Regions from separate parts of the Homo sapiens genome. Here region 2 is linked to region 1. Evidence: chromatin loops called from intact Hi-C (ENCODE). Cell type or tissue: GM12878. All regions are shown on one strand. Each heading gives the region's core, and the rest is flanking DNA. Links, peaks and the distances in the headings are about the cores only.

The links. A loop is a pair of places that touch in the nucleus more often than their neighbours do. Peaks named below come from ENCODE experiments on the same cell type or tissue, not always from the same donor. Only the 100,000 strongest peaks of a DNase experiment are listed, where the experiment ranks them.
Region 2: it touches region 1 in a loop (2.6-fold over the local background); 6 of 110 quality-filtered maps call a loop at or near these places.

The regions. Positions count from the first base shown.
Region 1 is chr11:83,006,645-83,009,462 of GRCh38, forward strand. All of the region lies in intron 1 of RAB30 (RAB30, member RAS oncogene family), which reads right to left. Among named protein-coding and RNA genes, the nearest start is that of SNORA70E, 34 kb to the right of the region's middle. RefSeq lists an enhancer at 1,223-1,282. In GM12878, for the core only: a CTCF peak has its summit at 1,316 (motif pointing left); DNase peaks (open chromatin) are centred at 407 and 1,420; H3K4me3 peaks cover 1,135 bases; H3K27ac peaks cover 1,853 bases.
Region 2 is chr11:82,926,254-82,929,071 of GRCh38, forward strand. It overlaps DDIAS (DNA damage induced apoptosis suppressor), which reads left to right. Exons shown (of 6, transcript NM_145018.4): 4 at 2,524-2,685. Among named protein-coding and RNA genes, the nearest start is that of DDIAS, 26 kb to the left of the region's middle. In GM12878, for the core only: a CTCF peak has its summit at 1,212 (motif pointing left); a DNase peak (open chromatin) is centred at 1,175.

The DNA.
Region 1 (2,818 bases), core at 167-2,666:
ACAGTTTTCCTAATACAGGGAGAGAGGCCCTGTTTAAAAAAAAATCTATTTGGGGTACTCTGTTTCAATCTTTGTGTCTTTCTCTTTGCCCAGCTGCACCCCTTCATGGGACAGGGACCCCAGGAAGGAATGTCCCACCCAGACTCTGGAGTTGCTTTTCCAGTTCATTGTGTGTATCACTGCTTTCTCTAAACCATGTCTCAGCACAGTGAGTCTCTACAAGGAGGATTCATTCTTTCAGACCAACTTCCCTCAAAACCAAGTATCCACAGTATGGCAGCCAAAACCAATGGATCAAACAATAGCTTGCTTGTGTCATGAATAAAAACAAAACTCTCACACATTCTTACAGCTTAGAAATTACTCTCACTTCACTCTGACACAGAACATTTCTGAGGAAGCAGAAGGAGCTCATCTTTTTCTCCCCATTTTACAGAAATGAGATTTGAAACCAAGATAGTGACTTGCCTCAGGCCACGCAGCATGTAAGCAACAGAGCCAGAAGAGCAAACACAGGTCCCCTGACTCCAAATCAGAGCTGCTGCCAGGACAAATAAGATCTGCACATATAAATCTCCATTGGGCAAGGCCACAGACAAAACTGTCAGGGGTGGCTGGCATGAACACATGCCATGGATTGGGGGTGGAGTTAGGAGGAAGGAGCTCAGAAGCAGCCCTTAGAATACTTTTCAAGATATGCAAAAAGTAAAAATGAAAATGAAAAATAAAGCAGGCCTGAGACCTCCATAATACTATTTTCAAAAATCAAGACAATCAAATATTTTATTTTATTCTTCATATATTATGTTTGATATTTTCCTAATTCCTAGAAATACAAAACGGATTTGGGATTCCAAACATGAGAATGATTCCACAAAGCAGCATTTCATCAGCATTAACCCAAGCAAACACCTGAATTATCTTCTGGTGCTCTTTCTGCCATAGTGAGAAGCTGGCCATGGGGAGCATCCCTACACTAAGCACAGATTTGGTTTTCCACATATAGGTGAGAAGAGAAGGGAAGAGGCCACCGCTTAGGACCCACTCAGTTAACTCCCCAGGCGGGGCTAATTTGTTTCGTACCACAGCACCTGGGAGCAGGTGCTTGACAAAGAGGCTCAGATGTGCCTGGAAATACTCCTGCTTTGTTTCCTGGGGGAAGAAAAAGGATACCCTTCCCACTCATCGACCCCCTTCCAAGTTGGAGACTTCTGTCTGCAAAACATGTTTGTTAAACTGCCCTAAAAAAGGCACTTGCAGACCCAACTTGCTGTTTCTGTCTTCTGCACAAGCAGGTGGGGCTCCCTCTGTTGTCCTCCTCCAACAATAAACAATACCACTGCAAAGAGCTCTGGGCTTTGCCCCATTGCCTTCCCCCTTGTATTCTCTAAATCAGGGACCGTGTCTAATCTTTCCTCTGCAGAAGCTTCCCTGCGCCTGCTTGGCTGGACCGGAAGAACCTTCTTATCAGCTTATTCAGTCTCCTCCCACCGGGCTGAACACACAAAGCAGCCTGGCCAGGGAGCCAGAGGTCAGGGCCACGGCTCAGAACTGGGCTCAAGTCTTTCCCCTGATGGTCCTCTGCCCCGGAGATCAGAGGCCTACCAGGAACAGAGATGTCTTCTCCCTGTTGGAAGACTGTCACACTAGGCTGGACCCCTCCTTCAGCTGTTCAGATTCCCTCCTCACTGGAAGCAGGAGAAAAAGTGAGAGGGAAGCAAGTGTCCACATGCTCAGCAACCTGAATAGATGAAGACAAAAAAAGAACTCTCCCAAGTTTGTGACAGGTCCTGTGTCAAGCAAAAGAATGACTACTTGTCTAGAGCTTTACACACACCAGGCCATTATTGCATCCTTGAATCAACCCCATTGGGCAGAATTTCTTACATACTGTTACTATCAATGTTTTTACATCTATAGAGCACTTTTAGTTTCCTAAGTGTTTTCCAGTGCATTATCCTGGCAAATTCCTGTATCATGGCAAATTCTTATGCAGAAGATAGGGTACAAATTTTCCCTCAGCAGGGATGGACGCACACACATGCACACACACTCACACAGCATACCATAACCTATCTGTCACCAAGGCCTGCTTGAATACACCCCTGCTTAACCCCTGTCCCCACTGCACCAACATGGCTCAGGGACTAGTCAGCTCTCCCCCACCCAGCCTACTGTGGACTTCTAACCAGGCTCCCTGCAGCCAGTCTACGAAGTGTTTTCCCAAAAGTGCCAACTAATTATCAGCCTTGAGGATGCAGTTCAACTCCTTAGGTAGGATGGTGTAACAAGGCTCTTCATAATCTGGCCCAAATTCACCTCTCTTCAATTCCCATATACGTTAGACTCCATCACATAACAATGAACCCTGAGCTCCTTAAAGTTGAATTCAACAAGTATTTATTAAAGAAATGGCCAAAAAGCGGGAAACCTTTTTTTTTTTTTTGAGCAGAGTTTCTCATCACCCAGGCTGAAGTACAATGGTGAGATCCCAGCTCACTGCAACCTCCACACCCCAGGTTCAAGCAATTCTGTCTCAGCCTCCCAAGTAGCTGGGATTACAGGCACCCGCCACCATGCCTGGCTAATTTTCATATTTTTAGTAGAGACTGGGTTTCACCATGTTCGCCAGGCTGTTCTCAAACTTCTGACCTCAGGCAATCCGCCCGCCTCGGCCTCCCAAAGTGCTGGAATTACAGGCGTGAGCCACCGCGCCCGGCCAAAAACGGGGAAATTTTTAAGCCAAAATAAGTAGTCTCTTTCAAAGAGTTCCAGATTTCAAAAAGTCTATGAAATCAAGAATTCTGTAACCATGCTG
Region 2 (2,818 bases), core at 56-2,555, 81 kb before region 1:
AATTTTTGTATTTTTTGTAGAGACACAGTTTTGCCATGTTTCCCAGGCTGGACTCGAACTCCTGAGCTTGAGTGGTCTGCCCGCCACAGCCTCCCAAAGTGCTGGGATTACAGGTGTGAGCCATCACGCCTGGCCCAAGTAAATATTTTTGAATAAAAAAAATAGATACTATTCACATAAACAAAACTCTTTGATATTCTCAATAATTTTTTAAGAGTATTAAAGGAGTGTGAAACCAAAAAGTTTGAAAACTGCTATTCTGTAACAAATGACATTTTAGAAATATGGGTGCCTCTAGAAGTTAAATCGGGACGGTGATGTGAATATGTTGTCTATATCCTTGTTTCTCAAAGTATGGCCTAAGGTACATCTGCATCAGTATTACCTGGGAGCTTATTAAAAATGCAGGATCTTGGGCCTCATCCCAGACTTCCTGAATCAGAATCTTCATTTTAACAAGATCTCTGGATGATTTGTATACATATTAATGTTTGAGAAGCTCTAATCTGTATTACACCACACTAACATTTATTTTAATCCAGCATCGTTCCTAAAAGGATTAAAGAAAACTATATAAATAAATATCTTCATTATACATATGTACTTTATAAAAATATATATAGTTTAATATGTAAATGCATGAACACTAATAGACATAGTTTTTTGAGGCTATTATTGATACTGTCATTGCAAGCAGTTCTTTATTTTAACCATTTGGTCCCACTGTTATCATATCATAATATCAGAACTTCATGATACGAGTTCACAGTCTTGGGTTTGGGTCATATATTTACCAACTTTGTCATCTCAGATAAAAATTCAAACTAATTTCCCCATTTGTAAATTTTACCTATAAAAATGAAATAATGTATGTTGAAAACATTTGTAAACTGAATGCTAATGCATATTAGTCTAAGTTTTGCTAGGAATTTTACATTAAACCTGTATGCATTATTGCATAGCCTTTAAAGAAATTCCAATATATATTTTAAACAGTTCATTTCCCTAGAGTTTGGTACTAATGGAGTTTTATCCCCTAGTGAGTCAATTACCTTTAATTCATTCTATGGCTAACCTACAGCACAAACTCTAGCAGATTTGTATAGGATTATATGAATGGGTTGGTATAGATCTATCCTCAGTATGGCAGAAGAATAACAGCACAGATCTAATAAAGGTGAGTCACTTTCAGAGCTACAGATTTTAGACTCCCCCTAGTGGCCATCTGGCAACAATCAAATTTATACAACCATCTTTCACCTTGCTTTCTGTTTGCCTTTTGCCACTCTTTTTTAAGATCTTTAGCAATCTGAAGAAAAAACAAAATTCTAGTATTAGCCATTACCATAAAATGTTTTTAGGTGCTTGTTGTATTTCAAAAAAATTTTTTAAACTATTCTGTCTGTTAAATAAAGTTAACCTAACTGAGGGGTGGACATTAAGAACCTGAAAGATAGAAATCAGAGTTATAATACATTGCAAACTAGAAGAGAAGTTAACAGTACAAGTGACAGTAATTATCACAATACTTGATATAATTATGAGGGAGAAGCAGACTAACACTAATTTCACAGTATTTGCACTAGACCCTTTATTTGTCTATTTTAATCCTTCTTCAGCCCTGGACTTCATAGATGAGGAACTCAAGAATTTAGTAACTGTCAGACAATGAGTACATGGCAATAGAGTTACACTGCCATGTAGATGTGTACTTTTTGACTAGAAAGCCTTTAGCCACCATTACATACTGTCTTAAAAAAACAAGTTAAATTGCATGGTTTTCATATCAAATTTTATAATCTGATAAGTTATCAACATAGTCTAATGAATTAAAGAAAGTAATTTTCATTATGGTGAGAAAAATGCAATTAAGTGCTTTGTGTATAAATAGGTATTAAATATTTTGAGATTATTTTTTGTCCTCTTTTTTTTTTTTTTTTTTTTTTTTTTTTTTTTTTTTTTTGAGACGGAATGTCACTCTGCCCCCCAGGCTGTAGTGCAGTGGTGCGATCTTGGCTGACTGCAAGATCCACCTCCCGGGTTCACATCATTCTGCTGCCTCAGCCTCCCAAGTAGCTGGGATTACAGGTGCCCATCACCACACCCATCTAATTTTTATGTATTTTTAGTAGAGACAGGGTTTTACCGTGTTAGCTAGGATGGTCTCAATCTCCTGACCTGGTGACCCACCCGCCTCGGCCTCCCAAAGTGCTGGGATTACAGGTGTGAACCACCGCGCCCGGCCTTTTCGTCCTCTCTTTCATGCACAGTTCTCCTTTAGTTTTCCATCAATTTGGTATGTATTTCTATCAACTTGGGGCTGTTTAATTTAAATCAGTAACGCTAACTATTCTGACTAGAGAAATTTAAAATAAGTTGATCTGAAAGAGTTTAAGAAGAATTTGAGTTGTGTAGGAGCATTTATACACAAAATGTTATTTTAAATTTTTACTGTTCTGGATTTTTCATCATATGAAAAACATTTAATGAACATCTCCACACTTTTTTCCACCACTTTTCTAGGTCTAATTGTCCAAAATGTGGCTCTACTGGTGAATCTGGAAATGCCAATTACAGATACAAACTTTCCTTAAAAGTTGCAGAATCAAACAAATTGTTTGTTATTACTGTATTTGGAAGTTGCTTAGATACATTTTTTGGTCTTACTGCCACTGGTTTGCACAGGTAAGAATACTTAAAACATCCTTTTTCCTGACTGCCCTTAGAATTTGAAGATACAAGTTTATAAGGCAATATGCATTTTTGTAGAAAGATAATCATTCAACCCCAGATTGTCAATTCCTTTAAAAGACAAGCA